Linked DNA regions of Homo sapiens: regions 1 and 2 are each linked to region 3. Evidence: chromatin contacts called from ENCODE Hi-C data. All regions are on one chromosome and are shown on one strand. The core of a region is the stretch at or near the end of the contact, and the rest is flanking DNA. Distances in the headings are between cores, read along the strand shown.

Region 1 (3,295 bases), core at 498-2,997, 580 kb before region 3:
AAGGCTGCTACAGTTGAAGGAAGCTACTTTGTAGTTGAATAGATTCAGACTTCTTGAAAACCCAGCTCATGCTCATTAACTGCTATCCTGGGAGGCACTCAGGACCTTTAGTTTCTTGAAAGCAATGCCCCCCTGCATTTGGCCTCCCATTGGAAGATATGTTTCAAGATCCCTCTCCACACAGAAGACAGTTTCTTGCCCCTCTCCTCGCATCCCAAAACTCACCTGTCCTTTTCTTTAAAATATTGTATGCAAAGGAGTTTCTCCTTGTATTTGTTTCTCCTTGCATTTGTAACAGATGTAATTGGGAAGTGATTCCTGAACTAACTTTTTCTCCTATTGTTACAGGTTAATGTCAACAATCAGAATACTAATATAGTAAGAGTTAATTAATTTTTTGGATTCATACATAATTTTTAAGTAATATGCCAACTGTCCAAATACTATGTACTGGTTTTCTTGCCTATTAATTTGATGCTTCCTTTTCATATAATTTTTCCCCATAATGAGATATCACCTTACAATAGTGAGGATGGCTGTTATCAAAAGAACAAAAGATAAAAAGTGTTGGTGAGGATGTGGAGAAATTCGAACTCTGGCGCAGATGGTGGGAATGTAAAATGGTATAGCCGCTATGGAAAACAGTAGGGAGGTTCCTCAAAAAGAGGAAAACAGAACTAATATAGGATCCAGCCATTCCACTTTTAGGTATTTATCCAAAAGAATTGAAATCATGATCTTGGAGAAATATTAACATGCTCATGTTCATTGTAGCACTGTCAAGATGAGCTAAGATGTGGAAACAACCTAAATGTTCATCAATGGGCGAATAAAGAAAATGGGTAGATACAGACAGTGGAATATTACTCGGCCTTAAAAAAAAATGAAAATCGTGCCATATGTGACAACATGGATGGACCTGAAGGACAGTATGCAAAGGGAAATAAGCCAGTCACACGAGCATTAACTGATTTTCCTACATGCAGTAAGCATCCTCTTAGTCATCTCTTCTTACTGATTCCCTGCCTCTATGGTAGCTTTTATTAAGGTGGTCGACCAAGAATGGGAATAATTATGGCTATTATTTGTTGGGCATTTATTCTGTGCCAGTCCAGGGCTATGTGGTTGACATTTCTCTTTCTAGTCCTCACGGTGGTCCCACCTGGTAAGTATGGGCATCAGTGTGACATGTGGCGGTGAGTCCAGGCTCCGGACTGCACCACATGCGTTCAGCCCTGTTTTTTTCAGTTAGCAGCTGTGAAGGCTTCTGACTCACTCCAGGCCCTAGTTTTCTTATTTGTACAAAGTGGGTACTAATAGCACACAAACTAGAGGGTTTTAGCAAGAACTAAATGAGCTAACACATGCTAAACACTTAGGACAAAGCCTGCACATAGTAAGCAATTAAAAAAATCACTTTGTATTCTACATTATACAGAAAGAGAAAGTGAGTTAGAGAGATTAAGTAACTTGTCTGTGCTGGAATTCAATCCAAGGCCTTTGACCTGTTTTATGCCAAAGCTCAATCTCTTCTCAACTATGTGGGAACATGCAGAAATAGCTTGTTGTTGTCAGAACTGGGTTTTGAATGCAGCTATTGGGTTTTGCCACACGCTAACCTGCCTTTGGGCCTAGATGGTGGTTTGTCTTGGCTGGTCGGATACGGAGGGCTGGAGGTTCCTCATTTTATCCTCTTTTACTGTACCCCTCTACGTTGGCCTTCAGGGGGCGCCATTGAGCTGTATTCGCTAGGTTCCAGGAGGAAGGACCTCAGTACAATTTGAAATTACACATGATGAAAAGAAAAACTCAAAGGCCGAAATCCAAACTGCTAAGACTTTTGTCTTTATGAAAAAACAGTTCCTGAAAAACAAAATTCCTCCCCTGGAAGAATGAGAGGACTTTTCAGAAGTCAAGGTTATTGCAATGTTTTTTTTTTTTTTTTTTTCTGTGCTCAACATATCTGTACTTAAAAAAAAAAAACAACAAACAAAAACTATAAAGTTACTTCAAAATAGAACAAAACAAAAAAGCACCAAAGACACTGAAATACAAAAACTTTGGAGACCGGAGATAATTTTCAGAACCTGCAACCTTAACCTTGTCAGGGAAGGTGTTCTAAAACCTGTCTCTCCATCCACAGAATAAAACAAATGTTTAACTCTGGTTAATGCTAACAAGGATCTAACACATCAGAGAGCATGGAAGCCCTGGAAAATAATTGCGACCAATTTTCCTTTGCTGATTTGCCAAATCTGAGGTTCCAGACGGCATGACTTCCCTGGAAGCATTCAACAGGAAAGCCCACCTGTCTCCATGGCCAGCCTTAGCCCACCTGGGGCCTTGCCACACCTACTATCTGACCTCTGGCCTAATCCCAATGCCAGCCTGTGAAGCCAGCTTCTATGTGGAACCAGTGCTCTTGGAGAATTGTCAAAGCCCTATGATGACCCTTTGTCCACAAATGGTGTACAGTCTGATCATTCTTTGTCTCTCTCTCTCCTCTCAGGCATACATTAAGTGTGGGAGAGAGCTATCCTGCTCAAAAGAGAGTGCTCCCCATTCTGACACATCTGGAAATCATCTGGCAAATGTCTTCTGACCGTCTCTGAGTGAAAAAGCCTTCGAGTGCATCAGCCCATTTCAGCTCCACAACTTTCTCTTGTGATCATCCCTGTTTTACAGGATATGGAGGGGTAAGGTGACTTCAGTGTCACCTAGCTCCTGGAGTCGCTATGTCGAGGTTCTGGCTCTTTTGATTTAAGTCCAGGAGTCTATAAATGACCAGATCTTCCACTTTTGCTGAGCAGAACCTGAGGCTGAAGCTAAAATTCACACAGCTTCATCCTTCATTGGCTGTCTCTCCTCACCTTTGCAGGGCTTCCTGGGGCTGTCCTGATAAGAGAACCTTTGCTATGATCCCCTCAAATCCCTCCCTTTGGCAAAATGATTAGGGCCTATCTGATGGAATGTGAGGTACACTCAGAAGTCCCCTCCAATCTCCCGCAGGGTCCCCGATTTTGATCTTAGCCTTCCTGGCTTCATGCTCACCACTACCTGCTGCAGCCCTGGCCAGAATCCTTCCATTCTGTAGAATGCAAACACCTTCAGAAGGGGATGGCTACTTTCATCCCTAAGGTCTTACTGTGATCTGGTTTAGAACTCTTTTCTTTGCGGAAGGGGGAAAACTAGGAGTAGGAAGCAAAAGGAGAAGGGTCAGGAAGTGCTAAGGGGAAGGGATGGGGTGCTGCCTTTCCATGTGGCTGACGGCCGAACTTGGTTCTGGGTGCATGGG
Region 2 (3,252 bases), core at 736-3,235, 780 kb before region 3:
GCATTCTGGATAACCCCTTTTTGATTAGAATCCTCTGACCCTTTGGGGTTAGGGTCATGGAGCTCACCATTGTGTGGAAAATTTTGTGCGCAAGTATATTAAAATGGAAATGAAGTTAATTAATGAAATGAATAAAGGCTACAAACTAAGTATGAAAAAAGTGCTTGAAGGAGGCAGGGGAAGGCTTCTAGGAGGAGAAGGCAGTTGATCTAGGTTCGAAGTGTGGTTACGACTTGACAGAGGGAAAGGCGAAGGGTAGAGAGGTGTGACCAGGTGGGCACATGTTCCAGACGGACGGAGCCACAGGAGCGTGAATGTGTCTGGGGGCTCTGGGAAGTGCCGTGCAGTTTTACATGGCCACAGCATGGCCACGTGGAAGGAATGGTCCAAAGAGGCAGAAGTTTGGTGCCAAGCCGACTTGAGTTTGAGTCCTGGCTTGATCAGTCAAACCACCAGAGTCTTTGAGGGGGCATGGGATGATTAAACAAGTATTTTGGGACTATATCTCTTGTGTTGGCATGAGGGACAGATTAGAGAATTAGAGGCAGAAACTAACTTTTGAGGGAGGCAGAGAAAGTGTCGTCATTTCCATTTTTCAGGATGGGAAACTGAGTCTCAGAGACCCTATGACTTGCCCAGGTCATGTAGCTGTGAAGTGGGGAAGCAGGGGTCAGAAGCCAGGGTGCCTGCCTGCTAGTTAGCCCAGCGTTCTTTCCTGTGCCTCTCCCCTTTCCTGGAGCCACCCACAAACTTTGTGCCTGGCAGTCACTGTTCCTGAAGGAAAATGCACCTGGAAGGTGGTAGCCAGGATCAGAAAGGCAGGTGAGTCTGGGAATGGATAAAGCCCTGCACCCTTGCACTGCTTCTTTTGGGAACACAGAGGCCACGTGTATCTACAGTTGCACTTAGCATCTGAGGAAGCTGGGAAGCCCTCACTGGAAGGGAAGACACGGAGGCACCTTCATCTACACCAACAAAGTGAAAGTAAGCAATCACTAATGAGTGGGCTGTTGAGGCCACCAGCAAAGTTGTTTTTAGTTGAACTAAAAATGGCAAGTAGAGACCACAATTATCCCTATGGTTATCTCAGTTCCCCACATCAATGGCCAGATGCAACCTGAACCTGTGATAGCCTCGGAAAAACACAGCCTGATGAAGCATAAAAGAAAAAAGTAGGCAAGGAAGGAGGAGGGATGAAGGCAAGAAATAAGGTGCAAGGTTCAGGGGCTTTGAAGACAGACAGATTTGGGTCAAATCCCAGATTTCCCACTTATTGGCTGTGTTTAGCTTGAACAAATTCTTAGCCTTTCTGAGTCTTTTTTCCAGTTGTGAACAACAATAATACCTACCTTAAAGGGATAGTGTACAGATATAGTATGAAATAATATTTAACAAAACACTATGTAAAGAACCTAGCACTGTGTCTGATATAGGCTCCCAATAAGCGGTAGTTTGAGTGATGATGATTATTCTGCCGATGATGGGCAAGGCCAAGGCAGGGTGGGTCTGGCTGATGAGCGGGGGTCCCATGCTGTGCCCTCGTTTCCTCTGTCCTGGGCCTCATCGTTTCCCAGCCTACATTCCTGGCCTTGCTTTCCATTTCCAGGCTTGATTTTAACCTGAGACACAGTAGCTCACCTTCCTCCCTGTGCCTGCCTCCGAGGTGAACTCACAGAATCCTAGAAGCTTAGCGGTGAGAGGGACCTAGGCAAAGCCTGACCCTACCCTGTTATTTCATAAGTGGAGAAACTTAGGGTCCCTAAGTTTCTGCAGGGGGGCCTGTTCAAGAGGAATAATGTGTCTTACCCAGCTTCAGAAAGAGTCGATTGCTGACCCATCCTGTGCTTCAGATTTCCCCCTGGGTGGAAGTGAAGACAGGGGAGGGTAGGGGTCGAGGGGGGATCCTACTAGAATGGGCAATCCTGAACTAACCTGCACTTTGTTGGCGAGGTGTGCTTTGGCCAGCAGGTGGCGCCATATACTTCCAGATCGCAAAAGTGAAACTGACCTGGTTGAAAAGTAGTCTGCCTCTGACGGTTAAGAGGGCTTGGCTATACCCAGAAAGCTCTTAATAATGCTTAGAATATTTAACAGAGATATATAAAATATTGGGCCTTCTAGTCATTGCTGGGGTGATAAAATGACCGTGAAAGACATAAAAAAATTTAAATTGTGATTTAAATATAGAAGTTTATCATTCTAGAGAGATTAGACTGGCTCGAAGAGGAAGTTGTTACCATGTGTTAGAGTCTATGAGATTCCATGTGCTTTACATTTTCCTGACAATAAAGCTGACATAATACCATGACTCCCATTTTACAGATGAGAAGTCTGAGGCCCAGAGAGGTTAAGATGCATGCTCATGGTCCATACACGGCTAGTCAGGGCAGAGCTGCTATGTATCTATATATTCAACATTTATACAGGGTTTATTATGAGCAGACATTATTTTAAGTGCTTTATAAGTATCTACTCATTTAATCCCAGTAACAACTGTAGATAGCAGAACAGGCACTTTTGAAAGCACAGGTTAGTCTGGGTCAAAATTCATGGGCTTTCCCAGGAACAGGCCAGCTCCTGTCTCCCGGAGGCCTGAGTCCAAATTCTTTTTCAGTTGCTTTCATATGAATTTGGTAACTCGCTTACCCTCTCTGAGTTGTGGGTTTCTCATTCGTAAGCTGATGATAATGAAACCAACCCCATGTGGCTGTTGAGAAGATCAATTAGTAGAACACATGACACAGAATTAACCACAAAGTCATATTCCTTGTTAAGGGATTATTTTTACCACAGACACCTAATAGATGAATTCACATAAACGCATGTTTGTTGCAGGATTATGTGTAGGGGTGAAAAGCCTAAGTGTACTATGACAGGGAAATCAGTTAATGCAGTGTGAAATGCTACGCTATTTTTTTTTTTTTTGAGATGGAATCTCCCTCCTGTCGCCCAGGCTGGAGAGCAGTGACGCGATCTCAGCTCACTGCAACCTCCACCTCCCGGGTTCAAGTGATTCTCCTGCCTCAGCCTCCTGAGTAGCTGGGATTACAGGCATGCGCCAACACTCTTGGCTAATTTTTTGCATTTTTAGTAGAGATGGTGTTTCACCATGTTGGTCAGGCTGGTCTCAAACTCCTGACCTCGTGATCCATCCGCCTCGGTCTCCCAAAGTGCTGGGATTACAGGCGTGAGCCACCGCGCCCAGCCTGCTATTTTAAACAAATATTTGGGCACTGAACAATGTCCTACAGA
Region 3 (3,173 bases), core at 478-2,977:
GGTCAGATTAGAAGCAAGATCTTGGAAAAGCTTGGATATAACAGGGACCTGGTAGACCCATATTGGATTGATTATGAAGCAGGAAGTGAAATCTGACATGCCTGACATTTAACACCCTAACCACATCCTGTCTCCTAGATGATGAGAATAAAGATATTGTATATTCAGTGGCACTGACATTTTTATGCCTCTTAACGAAAAGGGAAACAACTTTCTGGGACTGGTTGAAAGGATAAGGAAGCAGAGAACACCTTCACGGCCTTTAAGGAAGATAGGGGATTTGAGTAGGAAGTTGTATAAGGAAGGAAACATCAAGTCCTATATTTTGGGTGAATAAAGCAAACTAAGTTGCATCAGCCTGGGCAAAGAATGTTTTGAGTGAGGAAAATAAATGAAATAGCAATTGAAAACAGAAAAATCCAGTAATGATTTCTTTATTACCTGAAATACTTGAGATTTTTCAATGTTTTCACTCTCAACGTTTTCAACAATTTTCAGAACTAAAGGTATTTTAAAACTTGTATTAACTGTTGAAGGCTACTTGAGGATGCATAGGATTGAAGCACTGGTAGGTGTCTAGCTTAATAGCACATCTCAATAGCACATCTTGTATTTATATAATACAGCTTGAGGATTTCAACAGGTCTCTCAAAATGACCCCCTTCAGCAGCCCAGTCCACCTCCAAGTGCCCTCTTCTAAACAACTGAAAATAAGCAGGAAACAATTTCTTGTTATCGCTGGGAAAGAGATAGTTCTATTTCCCGAGTAATCGGTTTCCATGCATAAACAGCAAGAAAATATTCTTTTTGCCATTCTGAACCTAAATCACTCTTGCTGTAATTTATGATCATTTTCTCATATTCCATATTAAATAAAAGTGGAAAATAGCTCACTATTTCTTTTATTATAAGATTGTAGTTGACATCAGTAGATAATATCCATTCGACTGTATTCAGAGGAGTGGAAGGACAGGTGATTTTATCTAACATGGAACCATAGCCCCCAAATATGATGGAGCTGAGTAAAATCACTTGGTGGCCTGCCAGGAATGACACCACAGAAAATGTCATCAATGGTAATAGCAACAATAATATCTAGCTCCTCAACAGCATTTTATAATTTTGGAGAATATTTTCACATAAATCATCACATTTGATAGCCTTTTAAATTTTTATTTTAAAATGTATTTAACTTATTGAGAACTCTTACCTCACAATCATGCAAGCCACTTAAAATTTCCAGAAAGAAAACATAAATTTCCTATGAACTCAGCACTCTTCCCTGTTTGTCACTTTTGCTTTTGTTTCTCATGGATTTCATTCTTCTCTTCTCCAAAGTATTTCATCCTTATTTTGGTTCTTTCCTGTTCTCTTTTGCACACTCATCCGTCTGATTTCCAAGAACGTGATTCTCTTCTTTTATGTTTCCCCCCAAGGAAATGAAAGAAGAGTTTTGAAGAGACAGCTGCCCTCCATGCTCACGGCAGCATCATTCAAAACAGCTAAGATGAAGAAACAACTAAAAAAGTCTGTTGAGAAATGAATAAAGAAATACAATAATTTGTTTTTTTCTTCTTCCCACTTTCAACTTGTGAGACCCCATCACTGCCTTTTGGACTCTTGCTTCTTTTCTGATTCATGTTCCTGTTCACCATCACCTGCCCCACAGCACCCTCACAGGAAAAGAAAAAAAAAAGCCAAAACAAAACCGATCTCTTTGTTCACTGGATCAAAAGTCTTTTATTATAGTGCATTCAGACATTCAGAATACATATATGAGGCCTGCTATTCCTCACATGTTTGAGGGGAAGCAAGTAGTGTTTTTTACTTTTATTTTCTTTTGCCCTTGTTACTACCAAAACTACACACACACACACACACACACACACACACACACACACACCCTGTGTGCATGAATCTGCAGAAACTATTTTGTGAGTTCCTTTTACTATTTTACTGAGACATAGCATTAGTCTCACTTGTTGGTGGAAAATATTTGTATTTATCAAGGAACCTGACATCAGAAACCAGCTGGTCAATCTTACTTGCTTTCTAGTTGAGTCAACTCTATGTTGTTGAAAGGTCATAGGATTTGGGGAAAAAAAAGACAAAGATTTAGGCCAAAAAGACCTGTCACTCACTGGGACATGGATCAGACACTGAGTCCTCCCTGGGCACCAGTCATCTCTTCTGTGGAAGGGAAACCCTGCTTTCTGCACTGCCTCTCTCATGGTGATAAAAGGAATAATGGGATCGTGAATATAAATGCTTCATAAACTCTGAAGTTCTATAGGTTAAATTAAATAAGCTGGAGGCCACTAGCCTGAGTCTGTCTCCATACTTTGAGTTCCTACGTAGCAAAGTACAACCTAACTTAGCACTTAAACCTAACTTAGGAGTATAATAAACAGAAGTGTTTCAGCCAGTCACAGGCAGTCAACTCATCATACCGTACTCAAATAAGGCAGACATCTTAGCTGTGGCCAATAAAATGATTCTTCTACTTTACTTCTGTGTCTGCCAATAAAAGCTCGCTGCTCACTCTCCTAAAAAAAAAAAAAGCTCTCTGAACCTCTTCTGATTCTTAGAGTTGCCTGACGCCTGAATCATTTTTTGCTCATGTAAATTCTTTTAAATTTAATTTGCCTGAAGTTTTTCTTTTAACATATGCCTGAATATGATTCTTGATCATTTTTAAAGCCCCAAGTTTTAATTTGCAATGGTAGTATATCACAGTGGTCAGGAATATATAGACTTTGAAGGCAAAACGTCTGAGTTTATATCCAGGTTTTGCTGTTATAGTAGTGTGACCTTGCGCAAGTCATTACTTAACTTCTCTATGCCTCAGTTTTCTCATAATAATGGCACCTACATTAAAGGGTCATTATAATCCCATTACTAGTGGATATATGCAAAGTAGTTAGAAAAGTAGTAGGTACTTTATAAAGTCACCTGCTATTTTATTGTTGTTGTTAGTTTTTGTTATTTTATTTATTTTCATAATTTCATTTTTAACTTCTTTCTCTCCAAAGCACGAGCTAAAGATCTTTGTTGGCCTATGTTCAATGCCCACGTCTTCAGGACGGTTGGAGCTTCATCTTTATGGCTTACATTTTATGTTACTGATTCACACTTTCACTTCTGGGTGATTTTTCCTTATTGGTGTTCCTAGT

Evidence for each region. Hi-C counts contacts between places; a loop is a spot of excess contacts on that map. Pooled maps may share reads with other maps.
Region 1: a loop to region 3 is called in a pooled map, with 2.6 times the contacts of the local background. The contact joins two enhancer-like sites. A Hi-C loop is called at or near these places in 1 of 168 maps with a recorded cell type or tissue (CD8-positive, alpha-beta T cell) and 9 of 50 pooled maps.
Region 2: a pooled map shows a loop between it and region 3 (3-fold over the local background). The contact joins two enhancer-like sites. A Hi-C loop is called at or near these places in 1 of 168 maps with a recorded cell type or tissue (CD4-positive, alpha-beta memory T cell), 1 of 37 single-sample maps with no recorded cell type and 4 of 50 pooled maps.

The regions. Positions count from the first base shown.
Region 1 is chr11:128,628,988-128,632,282 of GRCh38, reverse strand. No RefSeq gene overlaps it. Among named protein-coding and RNA genes, the nearest start is that of ETS1, 43 kb to the right of the region's middle. Within about 2 kb of position 1,747, at least 12 of the 41 ENCODE cell types and tissues checked have a DNase peak (open chromatin) inside an H3K27ac peak, as active enhancers do; they include CD8-positive, alpha-beta T cell, where a contact is called at or near this core.
Region 2 is chr11:128,830,069-128,833,320 of GRCh38, reverse strand. No RefSeq gene overlaps it. Among named protein-coding and RNA genes, the nearest start is that of KCNJ1, 36 kb to the left of the region's middle. Within about 2 kb of position 1,985, at least 14 of the 41 ENCODE cell types and tissues checked have a DNase peak (open chromatin) inside an H3K27ac peak, as active enhancers do.
Region 3 is chr11:128,049,970-128,053,142 of GRCh38, reverse strand. LOC107984374 (a long non-coding RNA gene) reads left to right here. Exons shown (of 2, transcript XR_001748082.2): 2 at 1,437-1,560. Among named protein-coding and RNA genes, the nearest start is that of LINC02725, 44 kb to the left of the region's middle. Within about 2 kb of position 1,727, at least 2 of the 41 ENCODE cell types and tissues checked have a DNase peak (open chromatin) inside an H3K27ac peak, as active enhancers do; they include CD8-positive, alpha-beta T cell, where a contact is called at or near this core.